Linked DNA regions of Homo sapiens: regions 1, 2, 3, 4 and 5 are each linked to region 6. A link is a loop called in an ENCODE intact Hi-C map of the cell type or tissue named here. Cell type or tissue: endothelial cell of umbilical vein. All regions are shown on one strand.

The links. A loop is a pair of places that touch in the nucleus more often than their neighbours do. Peaks named below come from ENCODE experiments on the same cell type or tissue, not always from the same donor. Only the 100,000 strongest peaks of a DNase experiment are listed, where the experiment ranks them.
Region 1: it touches region 6 in a loop (14-fold over the local background); 3 of 110 quality-filtered maps call a loop at or near these places.
Region 2: it touches region 6 in a loop (4-fold over the local background); 2 of 110 quality-filtered maps call a loop at or near these places.
Region 3: it touches region 6 in a loop (8-fold over the local background); 9 of 110 quality-filtered maps call a loop at or near these places.
Region 4: it touches region 6 in a loop (21-fold over the local background); 15 of 110 quality-filtered maps call a loop at or near these places.
Region 5: it touches region 6 in a loop (11-fold over the local background); 51 of 110 quality-filtered maps call a loop at or near these places.

Annotation. Positions count from the first base shown.
Region 1 is chr5:179,868,501-179,873,500 of GRCh38, forward strand. TBC1D9B (TBC1 domain family member 9B) reads right to left here. Exons shown (of 21, transcript NM_015043.4): 13 at 4,619-4,748; 14 at 4,392-4,490; 15 at 2,962-3,030; 16 at 1,755-1,995; 17 at 1,269-1,334. Among named protein-coding and RNA genes, the nearest start is that of MRNIP-DT, 12 kb to the left of the region's middle. In endothelial cell of umbilical vein, no CTCF peak of the experiment used is centred here; a DNase peak (open chromatin) is centred at 2,261.
Region 2 is chr5:179,556,905-179,561,904 of GRCh38, forward strand. It overlaps RUFY1 (RUN and FYVE domain containing 1), which reads left to right. Exons shown (of 18, transcript NM_025158.5): 2 at 3,121-3,294. All of the region lies in intron 4 of LOC128966623 (a long non-coding RNA gene), which reads left to right. Among named protein-coding and RNA genes, the nearest start is that of RUFY1, 8.9 kb to the left of the region's middle. RefSeq lists an enhancer at 2,529-2,648. In endothelial cell of umbilical vein, no CTCF peak of the experiment used is centred here; DNase peaks (open chromatin) are centred at 2,247 and 2,737; H3K4me3 peaks cover 1,414 bases; H3K27ac peaks cover 592 bases.
Region 3 is chr5:179,761,094-179,766,093 of GRCh38, forward strand. It overlaps MAML1 (mastermind like transcriptional coactivator 1), which reads left to right. Exons shown (of 5, transcript NM_014757.5): 2 at 4,233-5,000. Among named protein-coding and RNA genes, the nearest start is that of LTC4S, 30 kb to the right of the region's middle. In endothelial cell of umbilical vein, a CTCF peak has its summit at 2,239 (motif pointing right); DNase peaks (open chromatin) are centred at 2,238 and 4,508; H3K27ac peaks cover 1,062 bases.
Region 4 is chr5:179,799,784-179,804,783 of GRCh38, forward strand. It overlaps MGAT4B (alpha-1,3-mannosyl-glycoprotein 4-beta-N-acetylglucosaminyltransferase B), which reads right to left. Exons shown (of 15, transcript NM_014275.5): 2 at 2,001-2,186; 3 at 1,771-1,911; 4 at 1,551-1,684; 5 at 1,124-1,170; 6 at 701-814; 7 at 401-476; 8 at 171-285. Among named protein-coding and RNA genes, the nearest start is that of MIR1229, 3.9 kb to the left of the region's middle. RefSeq lists a silencer at 2,097-2,166. In endothelial cell of umbilical vein, a CTCF peak has its summit at 2,217 (motif pointing right); a DNase peak (open chromatin) is centred at 2,218.
Region 5 is chr5:179,984,296-179,989,295 of GRCh38, forward strand. All of the region lies in intron 3 of RNF130 (ring finger protein 130), which reads right to left. Among named protein-coding and RNA genes, the nearest start is that of MIR340, 29 kb to the right of the region's middle. RefSeq lists an enhancer at 3,228-3,762. In endothelial cell of umbilical vein, no CTCF peak of the experiment used is centred here; a DNase peak (open chromatin) is centred at 2,216.
Region 6 is chr5:180,088,546-180,093,545 of GRCh38, forward strand. No RefSeq gene overlaps it. Among named protein-coding and RNA genes, the nearest start is that of RNF130, 19 kb to the left of the region's middle. RefSeq lists a silencer at 1,982-2,111. In endothelial cell of umbilical vein, CTCF peaks have their summits at 2,092 (motif pointing left) and 2,842; a DNase peak (open chromatin) is centred at 2,036; H3K4me3 peaks cover 711 bases; H3K27ac peaks cover 317 bases.

The DNA.
Region 1 (5,000 bases), 220 kb before region 6:
GGTAAAAATCCAATCAACACAATTAGGAGTCCAGTGAATGGCAGCTGCCCGCCTGCCCCAGTGACCATCTGGCCAGTGGGCCCTTTGGGGGCGTTTCATGCTCCTATGGGCGCACAGGAACCAGCCACGCACAGGCAACTTGCTGCTCTCCCTTTGGGTAGCTCAGAGGTCGGGCCGCGTTGTGCGTGCTGGCCGGCCTCATTCAGTGCAGTCTTTGCTGGAGGTCACCAAGCAGTACCCAGGGTTGCGGATCGCATGGTCCTGGGTGAGTGTAGCGGGCATGGGCCACAAGCCCAGCAGAGCCCAAGTGTTCTCTGTGTCTGGACAGGACAGGGCAGGGCAGGCTGAGGAGGCTCAGGAGTCTCAGGGTAGCCCCGCATGCTCTCAACCCTGGGACCAGGCCCAGTGGGGTCTGTCCTACCACGGCCTCTCTGGTGAGCCAGCCACAAACGAGAACAGCTATGTCAAGAGCCTTCAGCTCTGGAGGCACAGAGCAATGGCCTGCCAGCTTTAAAAACCACAGGTCTGGGCCCCATCACAGGCAATCAAGTGAGAATCTCCTCGGGTGAAGCTCAGCCCCAGTATTCTAAACATCCCCGGGGTCGGTTCTGAGGGCAGCTGCTAACCTCAGATGGCAAAGCGACAGCAGGGACCTGGGGCAGGTCCAGCCACAGCAGAGTGCCCAGCCCAGGATTTCCACCTGCCTGCGCCTTTGTTTCCTTCTGTGATGAGGGAGATGACCCCTCCTTGGAGCATTGTCCATGCAGCCACTCCTGCTGAGCCCTGCCCCCTGCACAGACAGCCTGTCGCCAGTGCAGCCCCACTAGGCTACAGCACCACTGAGAGGCCAGAGAGAAGTGGCCCCTCCTCATGGCCATGTGACAGGATTCTCTAGCTGAAACTCTGGGAATAAACCCTTAAGAAACTTGACAGATAAATGCAGCAGTTTCGGTTCCAGCCCTGAAGCTCCACTCATGGCCCTCCTAGTGGGTTTTGGGTCCAGCTGCCTCCTCGGTGGGAGTTCTGTACCCAGCAGTGCCCGGTCACCCATGGGATTCTCCTCCACGTCCCTTCCCAGGCCAAGGCCCTGCTCTCAGACCTCTGTGAAGTGCTCAAGCTCCCGCTCCCTCTCCTCCAATGTGAACCTCCAGCCTGCGACGCTGCTGTGCCCCCTCGAGGCCCCACAGTCTCACAGAGGCCTGTCCTCTGCAGCTGAACTTCTGGACAAGTGGGAGACCCTGGCTGGGGAGTGGGCAGGAGGCTCTCACCTGGGGGAAGGTGTAGCTTGTAGAGCACCTTGAGCTTCTCTGTCAGGTCCCCGTGGTACATCCCGCCTGTGGAGAAGGCCAGGGAGGGCTGGGTCTGGCAACATGGCTGCAGAGCCCCTTCCAGGGGGTCCGAGTAGGACCCTCTTCACAGCCTGTGCTGCCCAACTCCCTCCTGGAGAGGTCACAGGGTGAGTCCCAGATCTCCTGTCTCCCTGGCGTCCTGCTGGGAAGGCTCAGCCCTTCCCTGGGGCTGGCAGACCAGCTTCTAGCAGCCCCAGACTGCATGAGGGAGGGGAGCGGGCAAGGCTCCTGCTGGACCCCATCTCGGCTCCCGTGGGTAAACTGTTCTTCCCGTATCTAGGGCCAGGGGCTCAAGCTGCCCCCTACTTGCTGCAGGGGGAACAGACAGGAGATGCTGGCATTTGGAGGCTTCCTGGGAAAGGGTGAGGGAGGGTCAAGCCCCTGGTAGGCCCTGCAGGCACTCACTCATCCCTGTCACGAACTCCTTGAAGTTGATCAGCGAGTCCTTGTTTTCGTCCAGGAGCCTGAACATGCGCCCTGCCAGCAGAGGTGTGTGGGAGCCACAGGCCCAGGGTGTCAGGCTGGCAAAGAGTTCCCGGAACTGGCTGGCATCAATCCGGTACTGCTCCAGGTAGGGCAGGCTGGGGTCCCGACGGCCGGCCATTGTGCGGCTGCACCCCCAGTACTGGCTAGCCAGGTGCTTGGCCTGTGGGACACGGTCTGGTGAGACGGTCCAGCCGCTAAGCCTGTGGGTCGAGGGGACCCCTAGGCTGGTGGTGTGTCCACCCTCCCCCTCTGTCCAAGCCTGCGGAGCCCTGGGGCGGTAAGCACGGGCCAGACACTGCAGCACCTCCCGAAAGCTCTCAGGCTGTCATCAGCCCCTTGTTAACAGATGGGGAGGGGGTTGGCTGAGAGACAGAGTCCTTGGCAGCCTGCAGGGGGCAGAGCTGGTCTGCTGGCCCCAGAGAAGGGCTGAGCCTTCCTGGCAGGGCTCCAGGGAAACAAGAGGCCTGAGGCTTGCTCTCGCTCCTATGACCTCTCTAGGAGGCAGGCAGAGCTGGCTCAACTGTTGTGACGCTAGGGCCACAGCGCAGCAGCCACCTTGAGCACGGAACCTGAGGCAGCTGGAGAGGTGGACGGGAACTGGCAACAACAACAGAAAGGCAGATTCCAACCATTAAGGCTGGGTCTTTTGCTAAAAGCACAAGGGAAAGAAAAATTCTCTTTGCACTGGGATTACTGAGAAGAGAGTATGACCCTGGAGCTGTGACGACAGTCCTGGCATGGTGTAGGAAGAGCAGTGCAGAGGACATCAGAGATGGGGAAGCCTGACGGCACATTTCAGCACCTGGATCCAGCCATGCCTGAAGCTGTGCATTGCTAGACTTTTCAGTCTAGCAATACAGGGGCAATGTATTCCCTCTTCTGTGTAAGATGACTTGAATGGATTTGCTGCCATTTAAGAGGTCCTGCCTAAACTCCAAGAGGGATTCGATTCTACCACAGGAGGTTCATGGCAACTGCATCTGAGGATGCACTTAGATCTGTTTCTGTTTTTCTATTCTATTCCCTATTTCTATCTACTTCTAAGAGGATACTCTTAGATCCATTTCTTTTCTGGCAGGAAGCTAGGAAGCTAGGAACGGGTCCTGCCCTGGCTCTGAGCTGTCACCTTAAACACCATGTAAAGGTCCTCCAGCTCTTCAATGGAGAAACCAATGTCCACAGGTATAGCTCGGACCTAGAAGGAAGGAGAAACAGGGTATATAGCTGGATCACAAGCTCCTGGCACAGAAGTACGGCACTCTGTGAGAGCATCCTCGGCAGACAAGGGCAAGGGTGTGAACCGCCCTCTCAGTGGCCCAGCACTCAAGGGCGGACCCTTCGGGAGAGAGCGAGGCCCACAGCCCATCCCTGGCCCCCCACCTACCACTCAGCTCACACTCCGGGCTCCTTTCCAGGATGGGCGTGGGGGAGTCTCTCTCTCACACTCCGGGCCCCTTCCCAGGATGGGCGTGGGGGAGCCTCTCTCTCACACTCCGGGCCCCTTCCCAGGATGGGCTTGGGGGAGCCTCTCTCTCACACTCCGGGCCCCTTCCCAGGATGGGCGTGGGGGAGTCTCTCTCTCACACTCCGGGCCCCTTCCCAGGATGGGCGTGGGGGAGCCTCTCTCTCACACTCCGGGCCCCTTCCCAGGATGGGCGTGGGGGAGCCTCTCTCTCACACTCCGGGCCCCTTCCCAGGATGGGCGTGGGGGAGCCTCTCTCTCACACTCCGGGCCCCTTCCCAGGATGGGCGTGGGGGAGCCTCTCTCTCACACTCCGGGCCCCTTCCCAGGATGGGCGTGGGGGAGCCTCTCTCTCACACTCCGGGCCCCTTCCCAGGATGGGCGTGGGGGAGCCTCTGTCCTCAACGTGCAGCTGAGGTCGCAGAGTGAGGGATACTCATTTGGCTCCCGTCATCTGGATCCCTGCAGAGACCCTGGTGCCAGCTCTGTGGAAGGAGGCCGAGAACCTGCCAGCCAATGCTCCTGTACTTTAATTGGCCAAAGCAGTCAGTCTGTGGTGCTGCGACCCAATGTCCTTACAGTGTCCTACAAGCCTGCAGGAGGGCTGGGAATGTGGAAACAATGGAGGAAGTCCCTGCCTTTGGGGGCAGAGACCACAAACAGGTCTTGCAGCACAGGGTGGCAGGGAGGGCCTGGCCCCTCTAGAGATGAGAACAGCAGCTTGTGGCAGACACATGCCATTTGGGGTGTGCGGAGGATGGCGGCATGTTGCTACCTGGGAGTGGGGCAGGGAACACATGGGAAGCCAGGCTGGGCGGGCTCGGCCCAGAGGGCTGGGCATGTGGCTTTCAGGGTGGGAGCCATCTGAGAAGCTTCCCGGTGACACATCCACCAGCAGAGAAAAGTGACTGGAACCTCTCCCCACATTCCCACCTACACCCCTGGATCCCGGTCCCATGAATCCTACCATGATGTACATACCAAAGCAGTGTAGGAGACTGGGTGCGGTGGAGCCCTGTACCCACCCTGCTCTGTGGGGAAGGCACTGCTGCCCCCCCAGCCCAGCCCCTGCCCAGCCCTGCTGGCACCCATACCACACTCCTCTTGGCCGTGTCCTCCAAGGACTGGATCACTTTCAGCCTCTGTTTAAACCGCATCTGCTCAATGTCTTCGGCCCTCAGGCTGCTGAATTTCTATAGGGAGAGGTGACTTGGTGAGATCAAGCCAACTGCAGGGCAGAGGGCCACCACCTGCCCATAGCCACCCCAACCCACATGCCAGATGGAGCGGCCTGGCCAAAATGGCCCCACTGGGTGCTGACCTCATAGGACACTTTCAGGAGCTCAAAGATGTCCACCTCTGCAGGGGGGTCATCGCTGCTGCTCAGCAAGGCACGGAGGTGCGGGATAGGAGGAGAGACACTCTGCTTGTTGACCACATTATCCAGGTATCTGCAAAGGACAGAGGACAACAGTCCAGACCACGCCCAGGCAGAGGGAGCCTCCTTCCCACAGCTGGGTGATGCGGAGGGACCCAATCTTTATGCAGACTCCTAATAAGGAGTGTGCAGAGGACTGGGCACCCTGCAGGAGGGCAGAGGTGTGCCCTGGCAGCGCCCCCAGCAAGTTGGGGAGCCCTCTACAGGGCAGTGCCCCCGACAAGGCCTGAGCACTAACCCTGAGGACGCTGGGCTGTTTTCTTAG
Region 2 (5,000 bases), 530 kb before region 6:
CATCAGTTTTAGTCCTGTTTTTTGTTTGTTTGTTTTAGTAATGTTGGTCATCTTTGAACTCTTTCCAAGTTATATGCCCCAAATCACACTGATCTAAAGCCAAAAATTATTTTTTGTTCCCTTATTTTCATTCAAAGCAAATAATTGAAAATTACCTGACCTGCAACCTAATCATATTAAGAAAATTTCTCAACTGTTGGGAGTTACCAAAACAAAAGTTTTACCAAGACTTATCAAGTGTGAGCCAGGCACGGTGGCTCATGCCTGTAATCCCAGCACTTTGAGAGGCTGAGGCAGGTGGATGGCCTGAGGTCAGGAGTTCGAGACCAGCCTGGCCAACATAGTAAAACCCCGTCTCTACTAAAAATACAAAAAATTACCTGGGCATGGTGGCGGGCACCTGTAATCCCAGCTACTGGGGAGGCTGAGGCAGGAGAATCTCTTGAACCCAGGAGGCGGAGGTTGCAGTGAGCCAAGATCGTGCCATTGCACTCCAGCCTGGACAACAAGAGCAAAACTCCATCTCAAAAGAAAAAAAGACTTATCAAGGGATAATTTCACTTCTTATTCTTTCACTTAGGCACTTTGTTTAACCCAGAATACTCAGAATGGTTGGAGACATCTGAGTATTGCTTATTTCATTCACCTTTGCCAATACAGTACTTTTTGACAAAAATACTTTTAGTTTATCATGTATTTCAAATCCATTTTCATCAAATACTTAGCTGCAGTTTGGGCTCATTTAATTTACGGAAAATGGCCATCAAGCTAATGGCACATCTTAGGGTTGTGAATATTGACTGGTTGAACATAATTACATAGATTTGTAGGGAGAAAAATTTAATTTTCTAAATTTAGGACACCCAAGCAGAGGGTTAGAGACCACCCCTCTGCCCCAAGACCAAGCTTAACTGAATACCATAAAGCAGTAAAAGGCTGGTCTTCATGTTTTTGATTACTTAATCATCAAGGGCGACACCACCTCCATTTGGTGTATGGAACCTAGGGCACCCCAGGTCACCGTATCAAGAGGAAGACAGGTTATGGAGTGAGTTGCCCTTCTTTAGAGGGAGGAGAAAGAGTGCCTGTGAAACTTGAAAATCTGGAAATTGAGTTCCTTAAAACATCTGGGCATACCTAGCTTTGGCAAGACTGCTGTATATGTATTCCAATTTCAAGACCACTAGATGATAGAACTGGGCTTGGTGTCTTCTTTAAAGATAAATCTTTACAAATTGCTTTTATGGTTATTGCTGTCTTCAGAGTTTCTCCCTTCTCTTGATGAAGTTTTACAAGTTTTATTTCCTTTGCCAATCATCCATTACAGTTTTAAAATTTATAAATATAATACATAGGCTTCTCTCGAAATATAAAAATAATTATACTGGCCAGACATGGTGGCTCACGCCTGTAATCCTAGCACTTTGGGATGCCAAGGCGGGCGGATCACCTGAGGTTGGAAGTTCGAGACCAGCCTGACCAAAATGGAGAAACCCCGTCTCTACTAAAAATACAAAATTAGCCAGGCGTGGTGGCGCATGCCTGTAATCCCAGCTACTCGGGAGTCTGAAACAAGAGAATTGCTTGAGCTCAGGAGGCGAAGGTTGCAGTGAGCCGAGATGGCGCCATTGCACTCCAGCTTGGGCAACAAGAGTGAAACAACATCTCAAAAAAAAAAAAAAATTATACCACCCCCAACGAAATGCTTTACTTAAGCCACTTTTAACCCTCTCCACAACCAAGGTGAAATGCTTAGGCTGTTTCTTCTTGCCCAGCAGCTCTCCCCCTACCTTCTTGGGTTTTGCTGAGATAATTTTGAATTTTTAGTCCCAGGATGTCTCAGTATTTATTTAAGACCTTTACTACAAGTTCACGGCCATAATATTATCGTTCAGATTTAACTGTAATTAACTATATAAAAATATAGTACGTATAAATATGCTCTTTAATTGTCCATATTAATCAATGCTGGTGAAATAAAACAGGTAAAGGATTAGTATCCAAAATATACAGGTCAGTAAGACAAAGGCAAGCAATTCAACACGAAAGTCAATTGAGCAAGCAATTCACAGAAGAAATACTAGCAGAGAATAAACAGAAGTTATTTAACCTCAGTAGTAATTGGACAGCTGCAAACCAAAAACAATACGATCCCCCGCCCCCATTCCAATTGGCAAATATTTCCAAGACAATGTAAACGCGCGCGCGCGCCCGGGTGAGGGCCGCGCTTCGCACCTGGGACTTTCCTGCCAGGACTCTTACTTTGGGATCTAAACTTTTAGTTTCTAGGATACCAGCTTACTGGGTTTCAGAGAGCATTTGGCCAGCACGTATAGATATCTGATGATAATTGCACACAGTCTTTATTACACCCTCAAGGCAATGCGACAAGATAATGGGAGTTGAAATGGAACTCTCTGAATTCATTTGACTCCAACGGTTTTCCTTACCAAAAAACAAAGTGTGCGTAAAACCTAAAATTGTCCACTAGTAGCGGACGAAAGATCGGCAACAAGAATTTGAGCCTGGAGCTGAGGGGAAGATGCTTCCCTGCAGGCACCCGGCTGGCACTATCCGGCAAGAGAGAAGGCTGGAAAAGCCTTCTGGGCGGGGTGCGCATCCTCCTCCGTCCGGGACAGAGGGTGCAAAATGGCGCCCACCAGCTCCGTAGGAGAGGCCTTGAGCTGGACTCGCCCAATAGGAATGTTTGGGGGCGGGACGCTTTCCCAGCACGCCCTCTAAGAGCTTGGGGCAGGGCTTCCTGTAGGTAGCGCCCTTCCATTGGTCAAAAATGGAACCGGGGTTGCGGGAGAAGCCAAACGCGGCGAGTCTTGCTAAAGCCGTCGCCGTAGCAACGCGCGGAGCCGTCTGGGAGAGGCCTCTGGAGCAGGAGGCCCAGTGGCTCTTCTGACCCAAGGCCCCGCCGTCCAGGTAGGGGGCTGTGGCCTCTAGGGATCAGGGACTACTTACCTGCGAATCCCGGTTGCCCGCCCGCCAGCACGTCCGTTCCCTAAGCAGACCGCCTGGCCTCCTGCCTGACCCGTCTTCTCACCGTTGCCCGGAGTCTGACCTCCCCACGCTCAGTCCACTAACGAAGCTATCCCTGCTCCTGCCCCACAGCTTCTAAGTGCCAGATGATGGAGGAGCGTGCCAACCTGATGCACATGATGAAACTCAGCATCAAGGTGTTGCTCCAGTCGGCTCTGAGCCTGGGCCGCAGCCTGGATGCGGACCATGCCCCCTTGCAGCAGTTCTTTGTAGTGATGGAGCACTGCCTCAAACATGGGCTGAAAGGTGAGCCTGAGGGGGCGTTTGGGAGCGTGGAAGTTCGGGCTGGGTGTTTGCTCAGCATTTTTTCATCAGCGCCAGACATCCTTCTAGATGCTGAAATGCCAGCAGTGTACAGAACAGGCAAGGTTCCTGTATTCAGAAGCGACGTCCTAGAGCAGCGCTGGCCAATAGAAATAGCATGCAAGCTATATAGGCAATTTTAAAGTTTCTGGTAGCCAGGTTACTTTAAAAGCGTTAGATGAGGCTGGGCGCGGTGGCTCACGCCTGTAATCCCAGCACTTTGGGAGGCCAAGGCGGGCGGATCACGAGGTCAGGATATCGAGACCATCCTGGCTAACACGGTGAAACCCGGTCTCTACTAAAAAAAAAAAATACAAAAAATTAGCTGGGCGTGGTAGCGGGCGCCTGTAGTCCCAGCTACTCGGGAGGCTGAGGCAGGAGAATGGCGTGATCCCGGGAGGCGGAGGTTGCAGTGAGCTGAGATCGCGCCACTGCACTCCAGCTTGGGCAACAGAGCAAGACTCCGTCTCAAAAAAAAAAAAAAAAAAGAAAAAAGAAAAAAAAGTGTTAGATGAGATGCCTTTCTGTGGGGATAAAACTTTTAAAAATTAAGAAAAAAAAGTTAACCTAATTTGCTAAAATGTTTTAAAATTAGTGTTAATAATATATTTCATGGAACCCGTATATCCAAAATATCATTCAACACATATTCAATATTTAAAAGCCTTATTAGGCCAGGCGCGGTGGCTCACGCCTTGTAATCCCAGCACCTTGGGAGGCCGAGACGGAAGGATCGCTTGAGCTCAGGAGCTGGAGACCACCCTGGCCAACATGGTGAAACCCTGCCTCTGCTAACAACACAAAAATTAGCCGGGCGTGGTGGCGCATGCCTGTAATCCCAGCTACTCGAGTGGCTGAGGCAGGAGAATCTCTTGAACCCAGGAGGCGGAGGTTGCAGTGAGCTGAGATTGCACCATTGCACTCCAACCAAGGCTACAGGGTGAGATTCCATCTCAAAAATAAATAAATAAATAAATTAATTAATTAATTAAAACAGATGCAAAGGTTCTGAGTGGGACCAACCTTCCTCAGCTTGAGAAAGACTCCAGGTAACAGGTGTGCTAAGTGTGCTGAGGGAGAGGAGGGGAGGACATGAGGTCAGGGGAGTAGGGAGAGGCTGGACCATATATGTCCTTAAAGGTCAGATGAGGAGTTGCATTTTATTCTTAGTGTCTTTGGAAGATCCTAAAGGGAGAAATGTGTCCTAACTTCAGTTCTTAAAAGAATTTCTAGCTATGTAGAGAACAGATTGTAATGGTGGGGAGGTGACAGTATTAGGAGCAGGAAGACCAATTACAGCAGTACAGATGATGAGGATCTGAAAAAAACAAAAAAAAATAAATCCTTGATTTTGCCATCAAGGAAAAAAAGGGGGAAGAATTTCATAGTAGATGAGCCTATAAGGCAACTGTTTTTTTCTTTCTTTTTTTTTTTTTTTTTTTTTTTTTGAAGAGTCTCGCTCTGTCCCCCAGGCTGGAGTGCAGTGGTGCAATCTCGGCTCACTGCAAGCTCCTCCTCCCAGGTTCACGCCATTCTCCTGCCTCAGCCTCCCGAGTAGCTGGGACTACAGACGCCCACCACCACTCTCGGCTAATTTTTTTTTTATTTTTAGTAGAGACGGAGTTTCACCGTGTTAGCCAGGATGGTCT
Region 3 (5,000 bases), 330 kb before region 6:
AAAAAAAAGATGGAAGGAGGCCAGGTGCAATGGCTCACACCTGTAATCCCAGCACTTTAGGAGGCTGAGGCAGGAGGGTCGCTTCGGCCCAGGAGTTTGAGACTAGCCTGGACAACATAGTGAGACTCCTGTCTCCACAAAAGCAAAAAAATTAGCCAGTTATGGTGGTTCATGCCTGTGGTCCCAGCTACTCAGGAGGCTGAGGCGGGAGGATCACTTGAGCCCAGGAGTTTGAGGCTGCCATGAGCCTTGATCATCACCCATTGTACTCCAGCATGGGTGACAGAGTGAGACCCTGTCTCTTAAAAAAAATTAATAAAGGGCTGGGTGAGGTGCCTCACACCTGTAATCCCAGCACTTTGGGAGGCCGAGGTGAGCGGATCACCTGAGGTCAGGAGTTTGAGACCAGCTGGCCAACATGGCGAAACCCCATCTCTACTAAAAATACAAAATTAGCTGGACATGGTGGTGCACGCCTGTAATCCCCGCTGCTCGAGAGACTGAGGCAGGAGAGTCACTTGAACCTGGGAGGCAGAGGTTGCAGTGAGCCGAGATTGCACCATTGCACTCCAGCCTGGGCAACAAGAGTGAAACTCCGTCTCAATAATAATAATAAAGATGAATTATTAAGTGGCAGATGATAAGAGGGAGAGGAAGGGAGTGCAGGGAGAGAGGGAAAGGAAGGACTGAAAATATGGCCTATGTGTAACAGTAGGAAGATCATTGCTGGCCTTGGAGAAAGCAGTTCTCAACTCCTCCCTTCCTTTTCCCCACATCCCATTGATTTCCAGATTGGCCAGGAATGTAATCCATATTGCCATAGATCAAGGTGCTGGCTCTAAGGGGTGGGAACTGGTGGAGTTTGGCTGACAGGAAGATGATAGAAGAGGTAAAAAAGAGGAGGCAGGAGGAAAAGCAAATTTCCTGATGAGTAGGGCTAGAAAGGGGCATTGGCTGCCAGTGTGTAAGGAGCACTCATGAAAGAACCACGCGTGTCTTCAGCAGCTGTGTCTGTCAGCTCAGAGTGGAAGCATGTAGGTATTGTCATTTTTTGGTGAGTTTGGCCACAAAGCATTCTGGGAGTGCAGCGGTGGGTGGTTGAAGAAGGAGGAAGTGGAGATAGGCAAAGGATTATCCTTCCTATAAGGCTAGTGCATGGTGGGTGAGAGACTGACAGGATGCTGCTTAGGAGTCCAAAAGGTGTGGCCAGCTCCAGCTTGATTCAGAGCAGTGGTGGTATCCTGGAGCTCCTCTCCCAGAGCAGAGGATGGCAGGTGGCGCCTGGAGAGTGTGGCCTCCCAGCGAGGGAGCTGGCACAGGCTAGGATGGGACTTAGGTCAGCGGGGTGTCTTGGTGGAAGGCTGAGCACACGTGGTTCTCCAGCCGACCACGAGCATCTGATCATATTATCTCCCAGGACTGGGTCCTCCTGGAACCCTGTACACTGCAGAAACTCTTCAGTAGTTACAACAGGAACCTTTGAGCTGAGCACCCAGAAGTACCAGATGTGCTGGAGCAGGCTCCTGTATTTATACGTGGCAGCCAGTCTAGTATTGCTTTATAGCACCTTCTGTGTCTGTTCTTACATAACTTTTAATCTGTTCAGGCTGTTTGCCCATCTCTATTGTGATTCTTTGAGTTCAGGCTCCAAGGCTCACTCATCCTTGCCCTGCATATCAGACACTCCTGCAAATGCTCAGGGCTTAAAAATCTGCCGGGGCCACCACATTACACACTCCTATCCCCGTCTACGTTATTCCAGTTAAATTTTGTGAGTAGTTGACAAAATGCCCTACTGTTTCCTTTGGTTAAAAGCAATAGGTATTACAAAATTCAGTTGTTACATTGGAACTTGTCTGCAGCTGTTTGCATGTGAATATTGAATGAGGGAGTGGTAGCTTTTGTAATTGTTAGGGCAAAGAAAGATTCTGTTTCTAATCTGAGACAACCAGCTGACTCATCAAGTGCCTTGACCCTTTAGATTTCCATCTTTCTTTTTCCCCTAGGAAGATGGAAAACTGAGCTCCCAGGTTTACAGATAGCCCAGACCTGGCACTGTGGAACAAAAGAAAATGGTAGAAAAGATGAAAATCAAGGAAATGTTAGCAACTAATTTTTATTTCCTCTGACCATTTAAATGGGTATGAATTTACCTTCCACAAGGAAAACTTTTCAAATAATGGCTTTTTATAAAGGGTCTATTTTATGTGCGTGGTTCCCTTCCACCCCTAGGTGGCAGGAGAAAGCAGAAGAACCTGCATGAAAGTAAAGCAAACGTCCTGCAGCTGTGGGGCGGTGTTCTGAATCCTAGGATTGTTGCTTACCTCTGCCCTGCAGTTCCATTTGTCAGGCATTCCTGCGATTTTTTTTTTTTTTCAGACCGACTTAGTTACCCATATATGGATTTTTAAAAATACTGACTTGGCTAGGATTTATAGAGCACTGTGTAGTCAGCTTTAACAGTTAAGAAATAAGCAAATCTTGATGTGGGGAAAAGAAGAACAGGAACATTAGAATTGGGGATTAGAGGTTGAGAAAATGGTCCTCCCTGGTGTCCAGTGGGTAATCTGCTGTTGAGAACTGATGCCCGTGGAGTTGCCCCAGGCAGGACGCCCAGGCCAGGGCACTTCACCTGGGCCCCTGGGGTTGGTGTGGAGAGTCAGGTGGCCTTTCTCTGCAGCCGGAGAAGCTAGCACAGGGGGCTCCCCGTCTCCTCTGAATCCTGTCTAAAGATAATAATGAGGGCTGTTACTTGGAACATTTTCTAATAACATGCTATAGATGCTTAGGGTTTATGGGAAGGGGGGATGGTACTGGGGGTGGGGGATAAAGGACAAAAACGTAATAAAGTAAACACAGGAAAGGAGCAGCATGTGTTTGGAAGCTGAGCATAGGCACTCCCTCTGAGCAGTGGAGTTGAGTCCTGACTGCAGCACATGCAGGTGAGGAAGCAGTAGAAGGAGTCCGTCTTCTGTCCCCTTCCCATCCCTTCTGACATGTTCTTATCTTGAAATCGCCGCCCCTGAACTCCCAGGGTACTTACTGTGTGCTGCTCTCACTCTGTAGCCCTGTCTGTGTATGTCCCATGTCCTGAAAGCCCACCCGAGGAGGAGCTGTCTTCTTTGTCTTTATGTTCCCCACAGCACTTGTCTCTGGCACAAGGCAGAATCTTAATAACTTCAGTGGCATGAATCCATCGAGGAGCAGATGGGAAGCAGAGTCACAGTGTCACACCAGACAGATTATGTTCAAGCAAATAGTCCCAATAAGAAGTAGTGAGGGGCCGGCCGGGCGCAGTGGCTCACACCTGTAATCCCAGCCCTTTGGGAGACTGAGGTGGGCAAATCACCTGAGGTCTGGAGTTCAAGACCAGTCTGACCAACATGGAGAAACCCCGTCTCTACTAAAAATACAAAATTAGCTGGGCATGGTGGCACATGCCTGTAATCCCAGCTACTCTGGAGGCTGAGGCAGGAGAATGGCTTGAACCCTGGAGGCGGAGGTTGCTGTGAGCCAAGATCACGCCATTGCACTCCAGCCTGGGCAACAAGAGCGAAACTCTGTCTCAAAAAAAAAAAAAGTGAGGGGCTGGGCACAGTGGCTCATGCCTGTAATCCCAGCACTTTGGGAGGCTGAGACGGGTGAATCACTTGAGGCCAGGAGTTTGTGACCAGCCTGGCCAACATGGTGAAACCCCGTCCCTACCAAAAAATACCGGAAGTTAGCCAGGCACAGTGGTGCACATCTGTAATCCCAGCTACTTGGGAGGTTGAGGCATGAGAATTGATTGAACTCAGGAGACGGAGGTTGCAGTTAGCTGAGATTGTGCCACCGCACTCCACCCAGCCTGGCGGCAGAGCAAGGCTCCATCTCAAAACATATATATATATATAATATATATATGTGTGTGTGTGTGTGTGTGTGTGTACTCTCTGGCATTTTTTTGTTGGCTCCATTCTTGGGCATACCGCCAGACGAGATGGCTGTGGGCAGCCTCATGCCTGTCTCCTGCAGAAAGAGGACTGCAGAAGCACTTTAGCTAGACATCAGTTCTGACTGGCCAGGTATAGGACCGTCAGGGAAAATGGAGGTGTGTCCCCAGAAATGGGAGTGTACACTATGCAAGCAGAACCCACTGGCGAGCATTGCAGGGACATCAGCCCTTGGCTTGTTACTGTCATAGCAGAGCAAATTCATATGTATCTTAAGTCATTCTTTTCAATGTTTTTCAGCATCTTCATGATACAGTTAAGAGGAATCTTGACAGCGCCACTTCCCCTCAGAATGGCGATCAACAGAATGGCTACGGGGACCTCTTTCCTGGGCATAAGAAGACTCGCCGGGAGGCCCCTCTGGGAGTTGCCATCTCTTCCAATGGACTGCCTCCAGCCTCCCCCCTCGGTCAGTCTGACAAGCCTTCTGGAGCCGACGCCCTGCAGTCCAGTGGGAAGCACTCTCTGGGGCTAGACTCTCTCAACAAAAAGCGTCTGGCTGACTCCAGCCTTCACTTGAATGGAGGCAGTAACCCCAGTGAGTCATTTCCTCTGAGCCTGAATAAAGAACTGAAGCAGGAGCCTGTCGAAGACCTGCCTTGCATGATCACTGGGACTGTCGGCTCCATATCGCAAAGCAACCTCATGCCAGACCTCAACCTTAACGAGCAGGAGTGGAAGGAGCTCATCGAGGAGCTGAACAGGTCGGTGCCCGATGAAGACATGAAGGACCTGTTTAATGAGGACTTCGAGGAGAAGAAGGACCCAGAGTCTTCTGGCTCTGCCACACAAACCCCCTTGGCACAGGACATTAATATTAAGACGGAATTCTCTCCAGCAGCCTTTGAGCAAGAACAGTTAGGCTCTCCACAAGTGAGGGCCGGGTCTGCAGGGCAGACCTTTCTGGGGCCTTCCTCTGCCCCTGTGAGTACAGATTCCCCCAGCCTAGGGGGCTCCCAAACCTTATTCCACACCTCTGGTCAGCCCCGGGCGGACAATCCCAGTCCA
Region 4 (5,000 bases), 290 kb before region 6:
AGACATGTCTGATGCACAGGCAATGAGAACAGGCCAGGTGGGGCTGTAGCACGCACACCAGGCAGGGCCCACCTGGGCAAAGGCTCACAGTGGACACAGTGGGACTGGGAGAGAGGATGGCAGAGGCAGGTGGGACTGAAAGGCACCGTCAGGTAAGGGGAGGGGCACACCAATGAAGCCCAGCTGGGAGAACTCCAGGATCATCCAGTCCTCTGAAGGCTGCTGCAGTGCAAAGTTCTTCATGGTGCTCAGGTAGTTGGGCTTGGCCACGATGTCATCCTCCAGCTGCGAGGTGAGCAGAGAGGGGCTGGGGCTGAGGAAGGGCACCCAGATGGACCAGACCCATCGCAGGGCAGGGCGGCGCAGGGCAGGGCAGGGCAACGCAGGGCTTGGGGCTGACCTGCACGTAGTAGATGCCTTTGGACTGCGCGTACATCATGAGGAAGCAGTAATCGAGGTTCTGTTTGGTCCTCCACCTGTGGGCCGGGGCGGGGCCTCAGAAGTTCAGACCCCTCCACCTCCATTGTGGCTCCGCAGAGAAGCCGCTGGGTGGGCAGCTTCTGTCCCCCCACCCCCATGCACGGGTCCTCCCATGGAGAATTCAGGGCACTGCAGGGAAACACCCTGGACTCAAACACCAGTAGATGGGTTCTCAGCACAGGCAGGCGGGTTGCTGAGGGTATGGGGGAGTAACTAGTACCTGACTCTCTCCTTGGGGTCCCCAAAGGACTCTCGGAGGCGGGAGAAGTCAGGGTAGAAGTGGGGGGAGGGTGAGATGACCTCCAGGAGCCCAGAATGGATCTCCGTGGGGAACCTGGGGGACGGGAAGGCCTAGTCCGTATGCAGCCTCCAGGGGCTGAGAGGGGCCGAGCCCACCAGACTGTGGCCCTTTCTTGAGGCTCACCCAGTGCCAGCCCCCCACCACCCCCTACACCCAGCCAACTGAGGTAGCAGAGCTCCAGAGGGGCTGGGCCACTTCTGCACACCCACCCCTCCCCCACCAGGTCCCTGCCTCCCCACGAGATAGGAAAGGCACTATCTCATGGGGAGGCAGGAACCTGCCAGCACAACACCCCGCACCGAGCTCTCCCGCCACCAGCTCTCTGGGGTCGCCAGTACTCACAAGGCCTTGATGTTCTCTGTCACTGCCGAAGTGTACTGTGAGTCAGTCTGTGGGGAGACCAAGCACCCTCCCTTAGCCCTGCTGCTGCCCCAAAAGGCCTGGAAGGGCTTGGAGAAGGGGCACAGGCTTCAGATGCCCCCCACGTGGAGGGAGTGAGCCTGCTGTGCTGAGGGCGGAGTAAGGGGGCCCCCAGAGACGGCCCTTTCCCTTTGGGACTCGCATGGCCAAGGACTAGGGGGTGGCGGGGGCGATGGGTAGGGGTAGAGGGTGCCAGAAAGCCCTTTCAACTTTCTATCTCGGAGCATTTGCGAATGAAACTAGCAACTGAACTTCCGACAGCTTTCTCCTCGGAATGGTTCCTGCTGTCAGTTCTGCACCGCGGGGGCTCCTCTGAATGTCCCCCAACCCCGCGTCCCGGCTCACTCGCCTCGGCGATCAGCACCACGATGACCGAGTCCTCCTTCTCCTGCGGGCTCAGCTCGGAGATGAGCGAGTGCAGAGTGTCAGTCAGGTACGAGTGCACCTCGCGCCGCACGCTCGGGATGCCCATCACCACCGACACTATGGGGGACGGAGGCCCGACGCTGGAAAGGGTGCGGGGGCCACCCGTCCCCCCACCCCGTGCTCCTCCCTGTCTGCGCCCATACCTCCGGTGCGGCCCTGGCCCACGCGCACCGCGGGCTGCAGACTGCTCTCCTTGGCCAGCAGGTGTGGCAGGTGATGGAAGACGGTGGGCAGGTGCAGCACGTGCCGGTGTGAGCCGTTCCACGGCTTCAATCGGGGGTCCTCTGGGTGGGTCGGGAAGGATCGGGACTGAGACCAGGGAACCTACAACCAGCCCGCCCCCGCCTTTTCCCCCTCCCGCCCCAGACCTCACCTGTTAGGCGGCCCCAGGTGCGATTGCCGTCTCCGTCTCGCAGCGCCTGCCTTTCTGACACGGCCCTCTTGATCTCGTCCAGCACCAGGTTGAGCTCCTTGGAGCGCTTGAGGCTCTCCTGCTCAGCTGCGTGCAACCGATCGCGCAGCGCCAGGAACTCCCGCTGGTAAACGTCCACAACGTCGCCTGCAGGTGGTAGGCAAGCCGTCACGAGGGGGCGGTCTAGAGCCACCCTACGGGCCCCTCCAGTGTGCCAGCGCACACATCTGGGTGTCCACCTCTGCAATAGCTCATTGACATCTGTTCTTGTGCCTGCCACACGTGACATAGCTGGGGTCACTCTAAAATTACACTGACACTAATGCTCATGGGGAGAAAACCAGGGGAATTAGCCCTCTTCCAGTACTCTCCCCCACCGGGGGTTATTTTATCCTCTGAGAAGGCATCTGAAGTGGAAATACGATTTCCAGACCTAGGTAGGTGGATCCTAAGCAAGGGCTGGAACAGCCTCAGACTGAATCCGCTCCATCCGTTGGCCTCCAAAGCCCACTCTTGCTTTTTGCAGCACACGCTCCCTCCAGCGGGTGGGCTACCCAAGGTCCTGGTGCTAGCTCTTCACTGTCCTTGTAGCGGTCGCTGGTTGCTCACCCTGCACTGGATTCTTAGCCTCACGATGGCCCCGGGGGGTGGCTGCTGCAGTTCCAGGAGCCCACCTCACTTCATTGCTCAGGTGAGCAAATGAGGTTGAGAAACCGGCCCTGGGGCTGCTCAAGGACAGTCAACAGCAGCGAGGGGACTAGCTCTGAACGCCCTGGTGCCTGTGTCTCTGGAGACCTGTGCTGCGCCTGGGGCACCCTGAAGGGTCCGCATGCCACCCCAGGGGGCCCCTGTCAGAACCTCCAGCTGGGCCCAGGCATGAGGGCTGTAGGTGGATGGGGCAGCACAGAGGTGGGGCTGCCCGACAGTAGAGAGGCACCACCAGTCTGGCAGGGACCAGTGAGCAAGAATGAGATCAACAACCTCCTGGTGGCTCGGTGCCCACAGTCCACGCAGCAGGACGCTCCAGGCCTCTGCCAGGCGAGTCTCTGAAAACCTATGTGGCCTACAAGGCCTTCTGTTTCCAAGTCTCCAAGTTTAAGAAGCCTGACCGAACTCCCTCTACACTCAGGCAGCTCTTCCATTCCTTGATCCTTGGTGGCTTCACAGACCCCAGAGTTGCGTGGGATGGCCTCACCCCACCAGCAGCCCTGTGCATGATCAAGGTCATGATCAGGCAAAGTTCAGTCACCTCAGGGCACACCCCTTTCCGAAACGGGCAGGAGGTCGAAGTGCCAAGTGACCAGGGAAGAGGAAGGGGTGGACCTGGGCAGGAGGGAAAGGTTTAAGGAGCAGGGAGCCAGGTAGATCTTCCCTGAGGCATCTCTTACCCAAGAAGCCAGCCCCCACCCTCCACACCCTGCCTCTCTGGGGCTAAAGGCTGAGGCAAAGCGGAGCCTCTGGACAGCCCCTGGCGGGAGGGAAAGGGGAGTCAGATTACTGGCTCTGCCAGGCTCCACGCTGGGCTCAGGGGCTCGGTTACCCTGGAAACCTAACCCCTTGAATGCAGAGCTGGCTATCCCCAGGGCTCACCCATTGCTGGGTGACACCAGGTGTAGGCAGCACTCGCCCACAGGGATGGGACTGGAGGTGCAGAGGCCTAGAGAGCCATCAGGAATGGGTTCAGAGCCACCTGCACCTGCAGGTGCGCCTCCCTCCTGCCTAGATGCCAGTCCCCGCTTGCCTACTTACAGCCACTGCCCACCCCCACCCCCGAGCCCCACCCTGGCTTTCTCTGTCCCACACGACTGCCTCAGATGGACAGGCTGGGTGGGCAGTGGTGGGTGATGCTGCCTGAATCACCCTGGCAACAGCCTGCGCCTTACCCTCGCTTCCTTCCTAGGGGCCTCCCCTCTCCCCCGGGTCCTGTTTACCAGGAGATAAAGGGCCCCACGGGCTCCCGCCCACACCAACCCTTCTGTCATTTCCCTACACACTGCAGGCCCTGGCCCTGGGCAGCCTCCCCCGCCTGCCAGCTCCTCCACCCGCCTTGCCCTCAGCTTCTCTGACTGTGGGTCCAACTCTGTGACTGCCTCCCCATGGGCCAGGCCCTATGCCAGGGCTCTGCCAAGCCATGCTGGCACCCTATAACCCTCGGGAGCTGGGGAGGCAGCTCAGGTGAGGAGAGGGACCAGCCTGGGAGCCCCTGCCACACTTTCTTGCCTCAGGACCACGTTGTTAAGAGCAGCAGCAATGAGGCCTGGAGGCTGTGTCACCCTCCCCTGGAGGCGAGTCATTAGGACATCCTGGGGCCCACAAACCACAGTTCCCCCTGCTTCCCTCTTGGTTGGGGAAAGATTAAAGAGCCAAGCTGGGGCACAACCTTTGTGCCTTGTACTCAGGGAAAAGGGACAGGCTCAGAGGGGCATAGGCAGATATCAGGCCCGTTAACGGTCTGCTGTCACCATGCATGTGTGTGGCAGGTGTCTGCCTCCTCTCCAGACCCTGCAACCTCCTAGGAGTAAGGGTGTCCATCATTGCTGAAGTCCAGGCCTGGGGAGGCGGACAGCCTGAAGGCTGGGAGCGCTGCATGGCTGAGACCCCGGGCTGCCCCCAAGGGTCTGCCTCCCTGGGCAGATCCTCAGCAGGTGCTTGACCGAGGGCCACAGTTTGAGCGCTGGCAGAGCTGCTGCACGGGCTAGATAGGAAATTGGGCCCCAAACCCTTCTCCAGGGTCCATTTTGCGTTGGTCTAAGAGGCCGTCCTGGGCTTGACCTTGCGTTTCCAGGATGATGCCCACACCTGCTGCCCTTCCTCTCTGGTTCCCTGCCCACCTCCTTCCTTCCCTGCAGATTCCACTTCCTGGGTCCTTCCCTCAAGTTCCTGGACCCCCGCTGGCTGCAAAGTGGAGGCCAGGTTCCAATCTGGCCTCCGACTGGCTACGTCTGGTTTCACCAGGGGTTT
Region 5 (5,000 bases), 100 kb before region 6:
CTAGAATCTAAAGAACAACGCAGAAACAGAAGTGATCAGAGGACACATTCTTCTCTTGTTCCTAATGTTAGAAAAAAGAATTTAGTCGTTCACCATTAAATATAATGGTGGCTGTCAGTTTTTCATAGATGCCCTAATAGTTTGAGGAAAGTTTAAAAATCAGGAATCGATGTTGGACTTCGGCAAATATCTTTTCTCCATCTATTGAGATCATACAGTTTTAGCTTTTTTGGCCTGCTAATATGGTAATAATACATTAATTTTTGAATGTTAAATGAAACTTATATTCCTGGAGTAAACATCACCTGGTCATGATGAATTTATATATATTGTTAAATATAATTTGCTAAATTTTTTAGAATTTGTGCATCTATGTTCAAGAGGGGTCCTGGTCTGTAGTTTTGTTTTGTAGTAGTTCTGTCTAGTTTTGGTATTAGGAATGATACTGGTGCCATACAATGAAATTGGAGGTATTCCTGCCTTTTCCATATAAGTTAAGCATTTGAAATTAAAATCTGAAATGCTCCTAAGTATGAAACATTTCCAGTGCCAACATGAAACTCAATGGAAATGCTCACTAGAGCATTTTGCATTTCAGAATTTTGGATTTGGTATGCTCAAACGGTAAGTATAATGCAAATATTCCAGAATCTGAAAAATTTCTGGTCCAAAGCATTTTGGATAAAGGGTACTCAACCTATAGTTTGTTTGATATTGTTATCATAGCTGCCCCTTGAACAACATGGAAACACCCATTTCCATCAAGTCATCTCCTATTAATTTAATTACTCTGGTGTAGTATCTATTTGCTCTTGAATTTCTTCAACATCCTCATCTTGAAACCCTTTACCCCCTAACTTTTTTTTTTTTTTTTTTTTTTGCCATATCCACAATCTGTTTCATGATTTCCTTGACTGGCTCTATCATAAATCCTGTGAAATCATGTACTACGTCTGGACACAGTTTTCTCCCATAGAAATCTTTTGTTTAGACTTTCATGGCATTTCCTATAATAATAATGACATCTTCAACAGTGCCATCTTTCCAGACTTTTGTGATGTTTTATCTGGATTCTATTCTACAGCATTAAATGCTTTACATAGCATACTGTGCATACTAAGCCGTAAGGGTCCTTAGGACCCCCTGCTCTAGAGGTTGAATTAGAGGCATGTCTGGGGTCAAGAAGGCCACTCTGAAGCCTTCAGTATTGAATTCATGGGGTTCTGGGTGGCCAGGGGCATTATCCAATATCAAAAAAACGTTAAAAGGCAGTCCTACCCTGGCAAGGTACTTCCTAATTTCAGGGACAAAGCACTGATAAAACCAATTCAGAGGGTTCCCACTATTCGGTCCTCCCTGTTTTGCAATTAAAAACCGGCAGATGGTATTTATAATTTCCCTTCCAGGCTGGTGTTTAGTAGCTTTATCAATAAGGGCAGTCTTGATCATAGACCTGACTGCATTTGCACAAAACAAATGCCTGAAGTCTTAATTCTCTCTTCTCTACCTTACTAATAAATGTCCTTTGTGGCACTTTCCCCCCAAATAGGGCACTTTCATCAATATTAAAAATCCGTTCACAAAAATAACCTTTCTCCTCAATGATTTTCTTAATGAAATCTGGGAACCTGACTTGACTGCTACTTCTTGATCGTCAAAAGCTACTTCTCCTGTTATCTTGTCATTTTTAAAGCCAAATCTCTTTCTAAACTTTTCAAACTAACGTTTGCTGCCATTAAATTCTCCAGTGCTATATCCTTTGCTTTCCTTTTAAGTTGTCATATAATGACTTTTCTTTTCCTCAAATCACATTGGATACTACAGGTATGCCTTCCTTATAGAAATCCTGCACCCACATAAAGGCTGCAAAAGGTATTTAGCAAAAAGTATAAAGTTTTTGTGCCTGTTGGTGTAGCTATAGCAATGGCTTCATGAATAGATTTTTCTGTCCTTTTATGTGTTTTACAATGATATGCTAAGTCATTCTTTGTGAAATGGCAGCACCTGCAGCTGAAGACCTCTATCTATGGTACAAATCAAGCAATACAACTTTTTCTTGTAACGTCATGACTTCTCTCCGCTTCTTGGGAGCATTTCCAGCAGCACTATGGCACTTCATACAGGTCCCATGGTGTAATATTCAAGATTCATGATACTGCACTAAACACATTGAAAACTATGTGAGAACCACAAGAGGTCACTTTTACTGCAATAATCAACCTAATGGAGGGACGAACTACTCATAAGCGTATGTCACATGACATTTCAAGTGGACACTGGCAACACTGGTGATCACAATAGCAACAGGTGGCTATGAAATTATTACATTAATACAGTACGTACTACTGTTAATTTTATGCGGTTATGATTTAACATGGTTTACATTTCTTCCAACTGTGAATGGTGCCATGTATTTGTTTTAATAATTTTTAACTTTTTACAATGGATTTTTGTATATTTTATGATAGTAAATGATCAAATAGACTAGTATCTACATGTATTTTATACATGATGACATATATTTCTCCATTTTTCTGTGATCTCTTCAATTTCTTTCATCAGTATTTGAGAATATTGGTTAAATTTATTATTCTTATGTATTTTATTTTTATGTGACTATTGCAAATAGGACTGCTTTCTTGATTTCCTTATTACCCAGTTTGTTACTGGTGTACAGAAATGATACTAACTTTTGTACACAAACTTTGTATTCTCCAACTTTACTGAATTTATCAGGTTTATGAGTTTTTGGTGAACTCTTTGTTTTTTTTCTACATATGGTCACATAACCTGAAAAGGGAGACAACTAACATTCTCTTTATGATATGGATGCCCCTTCCTCCCTTCCTCCTTTCCTTCCTTCCTTTCTTTCTTCTATTTTTTTTCTTAGAGACAGGGTCCCTGCTCTGTCACCCAGGCTGGAGTGTAGTGGTGTGATCATGGCTCACTGCAGCCTGGACCTCCTGGGCTCAATCCATCCTCCTGCCTCAGCCTCCTGAATACCTGGGACTATAGGCACACACCACCACACCTGGCTAATTTCTATATTTCTTGTGGAGAAAGGGGTCTCCCCACATTGCCCAGGCTGGTCTTGAACTACTTGGCTCAAGTGATCCGCCTACCTTGGTCTCCCAAAGTGCTGCGATTACAGGTGTGAGCCACCGAGCTTGGCCACCTTTTATTTCTATGTTCTGACTGCTCCGGCTATGACTTCCAGCACTATGTGGAACAGAGGGGGTGGTAGGTAGAAGTGGGCATCCTTGTCTTGAACCAGTTCTTAAAGGAAAGTCTTTCAGCTTTTCCTAATCAATATGATGTTAGCTGTGGGTCATGTGTATCTTTCACTATATTGAAGTATGTTACTTCTATACCTAATTTGCAAAGAGTGTTGAATTTTATCAAACGCCTTTTCTGTGTCTATTGAGAATCTGGTATTTGTTGTTCCTTTATTCTGTTGATGTGAAACATCATGACTATTGACTTGCAAATGCCAAAACATCCTTCTATCCCCGGGACAAATCCCACGTTATATTGCTGTATTATCTTTTTGATGTGTTGTTGGATTCACTTTGCTTCGTACTGGGTTGAGGCTTTTTGTGTCTATGTTCAAGGACATTGGCCTGCCATTTTCTTATTTCGTTGTGCCCTTGTCTGGTTTTAATATTGGAATAATTTGGGTCTGGTAGAATGAGTTAGAAAGAATTCTCTCTTCTTTCATTTTTTGAAATAGTTTCAGAAGAACTGACGTTAATTCTCCTTTATAAATTTGATAGGATTTGGCAGTAAAGCCATCTGGTCCTGAGTTTTTGTTGAGGGATCATTACTATTTATTGTTCTGTTCATGTTTTCTATTTCTTCTTGGTTCAATGTTGGTAGGTTGTATGTGGCTAGGAATGTATCCATTTTCTCTAGGTTTTCCAGTATGTTAGTGTATAATTCTTCACAAACCTCTAATGATCCTTTGTATTTTGTTGGTTTCAGTTGTAATGTCTCCTTTTTCACTTCTGATTTTATTTGAGGCTTCTTTTAGCCATTTATCTATTGAAAAACCAAATTTCATTGTGTTGATCCTTTGTATTGTGTTTTTAGTCTCTGTTTCATTTAGTTCTATGCTGATCTTTATTATTTCTTTCATTCTACCAATTTTGGGTTTGGTTTATTCTTGCTTTTCCAGTTCCTTGAGGTGCATAACTGGGCTCTTCATTTGAAATATTTCTAATTGTCTGATTTAGGCATTCATTGCTATAAACACTTCCCTCTTAGCACTGCTTTTGCTGTATCTTGTAGGTTTTGGTATGTTTTATTTCCATTTTCATTTATTTCAAGAACTTAAGAAATATCTCTTAATATATTCATCAACCTTATGGCAGTGATCATGTTGTTTAGTTTCCACGTAGATACTGTTTCCAAAGTTCCTCTGGTTATTGAGTTTTATTCCACTGTGTTCTAAGATGCATGATATGATTTCTATTTTTAAAAATTTGTTGAGACTTGTTTTGTGGTCTAATATATAGTGTTTCTAAACAATGTTCCATATGTTGAGGAAAATGTGTATTCTGCAGCAATTTGATACAGTGTTCTGTAAATGTCTGTTACGTCCATTTGGTATATAGTACAGTTCAAATCCAAGTATTCTGTTAATTTCTGTCCAGATGATCTGTCCAATGTTGACAGCGGGTGTATTAGTCCGTTTTTATGCTGCTATGAGGAAATACCCCAGACTGGGTAATTTATAAAGAAAAGAGGTTTAATCAACTCAGTTCCGCATGGCTAAGAAGGCCTCAGGAAACTTACAATCATAGCAGAAGGCACCTCTTCACAGGGCAGCAGGAGAGAGAATGAGTGCCAGCAGGAGAAACGCCAGACGCTTATAAAACTATCCCATCAGATCTTGTGAGAACTCACTCTCTATCACGAGAACAACATGGAGTTAACCACCCTCATGATTCAGTTACCTCCCACTGGGTCCCTCACATGACACATGGGGATTATGGGAACTA
Region 6 (5,000 bases):
ACTCGGGGACACACTTACATTTGCTGGTTTATTATAAAGGGTATTGGGAAGAATACAGATGAAGAGATGCCTGGGCAAGGCATGGGGAAAGGGGCACGAAGGTTCTACCCCTCCCTGGGCACGCGGCCCTCCAGGAACCTCCATGTGTTCAGCTATCCTGGAGGTTATACGGAGGCTTCATTTCTTGGGCGTGGCTGGTGAAATCACTGGCCATGGGTGACCAACTTAACCTTCAGCCCCTCTCCGCTCCCCGGAGGCTGGGGGGTGAGGCTGAAAGTCCCAGGCCTCTAGTCCTGCCTTGGTCCTTCTGGTGACCAGCCCCATCCTGGAGCTACCTGGGGGCTGCCCGCCTTCACCCACCTCTTTAGCATATGAAAGACACTACTGTGGAGATTCTGAGGATTCTAGCAGTTGTAGGCCAGGAAGCCCGGATGAAGACCAAATGTATATTTGATAAGATCACAGCCACATTTTGTGTAGCATTCATCCACTGAAGTACATTTTGTTTGTTCCCCACTCCTCGGCTATTGTGAGCAGTGTGGCTATGTACATTTGTGTGCAAGTTTTTGTGTGACTGTATGTTGTCATTTCTTTTGGAATGGAATACCTAGGAGGGTGGAGTTGCTGGGTCACGTGGTCATGTTTAATTTTCTCTAGATCTTATCACTTTCTGAAATTATTACTTTTCTTTTATGTATTTTTTTTTTTTTGAGACAGAGTCTTGCTCTGTCGCCAGCTGGAGTGCAATGGCCCTATCTCAGCTTACTGCAAACTCCGACAGGTTCAAGTGATTCTCCTGCCTCAGCCTCCCGAGTAGCTGGGATTACAGGCGCGTGCCACCACGCCCAGCTGATTTTTATATTTTTTGTAGAGATGGGATTTCACCATGTTGGCCAGGCTGGTCTAGAACTCCTGACCTCAGGTGATCTGCCCACCTTGGCTTCCCAAAGTGCTGGGATTACAGGCGTGAGCCACCACATCCACCTATTACTTGTTTATTGACTGTCTCTACAGGGGGCTGGGACTGGGATGAAGTGAGTGAGATGGTTGCCTCAGGTGGAAAATTGGAGAAGGGTCCTCAAAATCTCAGTCATCAGCATAAATAATATTTTAATACAATATTTTCAAAAGTCAAAGACAAGGTCAGTCAGAGGACTGGAGCCTGAGGCCAAAAGAAAAATCCAATCCGGCCAGGCGCGGTGGTTCACGCCTGTAATCCCAGCACTTTGGGAGGATGAGGTGGGGGGATCACGAAGTCAGGAGTTCGAGACCAGCCTGGCCAATATGGTGAAACCCCGTCTCTACTAAAGATGCAAAAAATTAGCCAAACATGGCGGCGGGCGCCTGTAATCCCAGCTACTCAGGAGGCTGAGGCAGGAGAATCGCTTGAACTCGGGAGGCGGAGGTTGCAGTGAGCAGAGATGGCGCCGCTGCTCTCCAGCCTGGGCGACGGGGAGAGACTCCGTCAAAAAAAAAAAAAATCCAATCCTGTCTTTATTTAAAATGTTGATATTTTGTTCATGGACTTTTTCATTAACTTTAACTTTTAAAAACATGGCATTAAAATATTGCGCACCTCGACGGCTGCGTTTTCCGGTCTCTCCGGCGTTTTGCGCGGGAGGAGAGTGAGGCGCTTTCTCGCCCACATCCCCCGCGGGGGTCGCGAGGGCTCTCCCTCAGCTCAGCCGCGGGCTCTCAGGAGGCTCAGGTCTGGCTGAAGGGAAGGATTGTTTGGGAGCAGGAACTATAATCAGCCTTGATTTTAGGTCAGGCTTTCGTGCTGGGAGGCCCGCCCTAAAATCAAAACGCGAGAAAAACCTCAGGAGGTGGGAGCAGCTGAGGCCAGACCTGGGGGAGGGTCCGTGAGGGGAAGGAGGGAGCAGATCCCAAGGCATCTCGGCGGAGAAAGGGACGCAGGTCGGTGGGCGATTGCTGGGGGCGGGGTGGGGAGGAGCGCTGCCGCCGGAGGAGCGCGAAGGAGCAAATCTGACGCCCAGCACTCGGGACGCCCAGCGCGGCGTCAGGGGCCCCCTGTGCCCCGGATTCCTGCCGGGCTGAGTGGGCGGTGCCGGAGGGAGGGCGCCCCCTGGCGGTTCGGCGCGGGCCGGCGACGGCCTCGGCTTCTTTTTTTTTTTTTTTGAGACGTGGTCTCGCTGTGTCTGGAGTGCAGTGGCGAGATCTCGGCTCACTGCAACCTCCGCCTCCCGGGTTCAAGCCATTCTCCTGCCTCAGCCTCCTGAGTAGCTGGGAGTACAGGCGTGTGCCACCACGCCCGGCTAATTTTTGAGTTTTTAGTAGAAAAGGGGTTTCACCTTGTTGGCCAGGCTGGTCTCGAACTCCTGACCGCAAATGATCCCCACCCCCCCCCCCCACCTCCGCCTCCCAAAGGGCTGGGATTACAGGCGTGAGCCACCGCCCCCGGCCCCTTGGCCTCTTAAGTAAGCAACTTCCCAGGGATGCCAAGGCACGGGAGAGAATCAGGATAAACAAGGCAGTATTTAAAAAAATTAAATCAGTAAGCTATTGCCCACAGGCTGGCTGCCTGTTTTGATAAGTAAAGTTTTACTGGCAAACTGGCAAAAAATAGAGAGCAAAGGCCTCAGGTGCAGGCCACGTGCCAGGGAAAAGCATGAGACTTAACTGGGCTATTTTAACGCAGTCTGTTTCACCTGCAAGGTGATGCCTCTGATGTTGCTCCTCAGGGGGAGCCTTGGGCATGCTCACAGTCATCCTGGGGTGGCGGTGGCTTTAGCAGGGCTCTCTTTGGCTGTCCCTTTCCCTCGTAATTCTGTTAACTGTCTGCCTTTGTTGGTCTCGCACCAGCTGTTAGGCGCCACCAACTGCTGGATGATGGTTCTACTGTTAAGACCAGGTCCTGGGACCAACATTTCTCCACAGTTTGATTCAATTAAATGCAGGTGCCTCTGCAGGGGCAGTGTTCCAGGTCAGTCTTCGAGGTTCATTCTGACCCCAGAGGGCTCTTTGTGGCTGCTTTCTCCATGGTTCTATCTGGTAAATTGGCTGGCTTATGGTTTAGCTTGTTGCTCTGTTGAAGCTACTAGTTATCTGTTAATCGCTTACCAACACGATCTCTACTGTTTTTGTTTTGTTTTTAGACAGTCCAGCTCTGTCGCCGAGGCTGGAGTGCAGCGGCACAATCTCGGCTCACTGCAACCTCTGTCTCTTGGGTTGAAACGATTCTCCTGCCTCAGCCTCCCAAGTAGCTGGGATTACAGGCGTGTGCCACCACACCAGGCTAATTTTTTATATTTTTGGTAAAGACGGAGTTTCACCATGCTGGCCAGGCTGGCCTCAAAATTCTGAGCTCGGGTGATCCACCTGCCTCAGCCTCTTAAAGTGCTAGGATTACAGGCGTCGGCCTCCACACCTAGCCTCTCTTGTTTTTTGAGTGCCCTTAGCCTTGAACTTACCTACACTGTGTTCAAATAAAGGCAATTCCTTTGGGGAGAGCTTAGAAGCTGTCTGTCCTGTGCCTTGCCTCTCCTCTCCTGGGCAAAATTTCTCAGTCACTGCTTCACTGTGGGTGGTAGGGACAACGGCCCACTTTCTCAGAGTGACACCCTTGCTTGATGAGTGGACTGGGTGGGGACTGCGGCCTCTGATCTTCCTGGCTTGCCTCTCCCAGCATGGAATTTCCACCCTGAGTGAGCTGGAGCCAGCCTGACTCGGTGTGCTCAGACTGAAGCACCTAGGGCAGAGTCTCCACTCTGCAATGGAAGGGCTGAGTGGAGGAGGGGGCCCTGACCTCTCAGCTGCACTTGCTCCAGATTTAGCTTCTAACACAGAGCTGGGCTTGCGGAGAGAGATGCTGGAAGCCTGCCCCTCCCGTGGGGATATGGTAGCCTTGCCTGGGAGCTGGGGGACAGAGAGCTTTGTGTTGTTGACTGCACCCACCTGGCACAGAGCTTTTGTCACTCTGAGCTGAGAGTAAGGATGGAGGAAGTGGTAATAGTTCAAATTTCATAGTGCTCACTGTTCTTACTGAGCTTCAGTAGATTTTTTCTTGAATCAGTTTTTCTTCATTTGGTCTATTATTTTAAGACAACTTCCGGGCCGGGCGTGGTGGCTCACGCCTGTAATCCCAGCATTTGGGAGACCGAGGCAGGCGGATCACGAGGTCAGGAGTTCGAGACCAGCCTGACCAACATGGTGAAACCCCGTCTCTACTAAAAATACAAAAAAAACATAGCCAGGCATGGTGGTGGGCGCCTGTAATCCCAGCTACTCAGGAGGCTGAGGCAGGAGAATTGCTTGAACCCGGGAGGCGGAGGTTGCAGTGAGCCAGATTGTGACACTGCACTCCAGCCTGGGCAACAGAGTGAGACTCTGTCTCAAAAAAAAAAAAAAAAAAAAGACAATTTCTGGAGGCTTAAAAAAATCCTTTTTACCCCTTGCACTCGTTTTGCTGGGAAGGGGGTCCGTAGGTTTCCCTCGGCTCCTCTCCTCTGCCTGCCCTTTGAGATTCCTGCTCCTGATGCTTGGCAAATACCCTTCATCCTCACGGCCCTGAGGAGCTCCCCGGCTCTCCCTCCCTGGGCCTGGGCCCCAGGGTGTTTCCTCCTCTGGTAGCTGCGTGTGTCTGAGATGCTATTATTTTGGAGGAACATCACATTTGAGAGAGACCCACCTTTTGCTGTCTGTGTACTCCCCTTCCCTGTTTTCCTGCTCATTTCTTTGGGTGCAGAGCTCTCTTGCTAGGCCATAGGCCCTCTCAGCTTTGGGAGCTCTACCCTACTCCCTACAGTGATTTACTGTACTTTTTGGTTGTAAAATGTTTTTCTGGGGGGATGGGAGACAGGGTCTCATTCTATCACTCAGGCTGGAGGGCAGTGGCTCAATTATAGCTCGCCGCAGCCTTGAACTCCTGGGCTCAAGCTATTCCCCTCCCTCGGCCTCCCAAGTAGCTGGGACTACAGGTGTGCGCCACTACGCCTGGCTAATTTTTAAATTTTTTGTAGAGACAAGGTCTCCCTATGTTG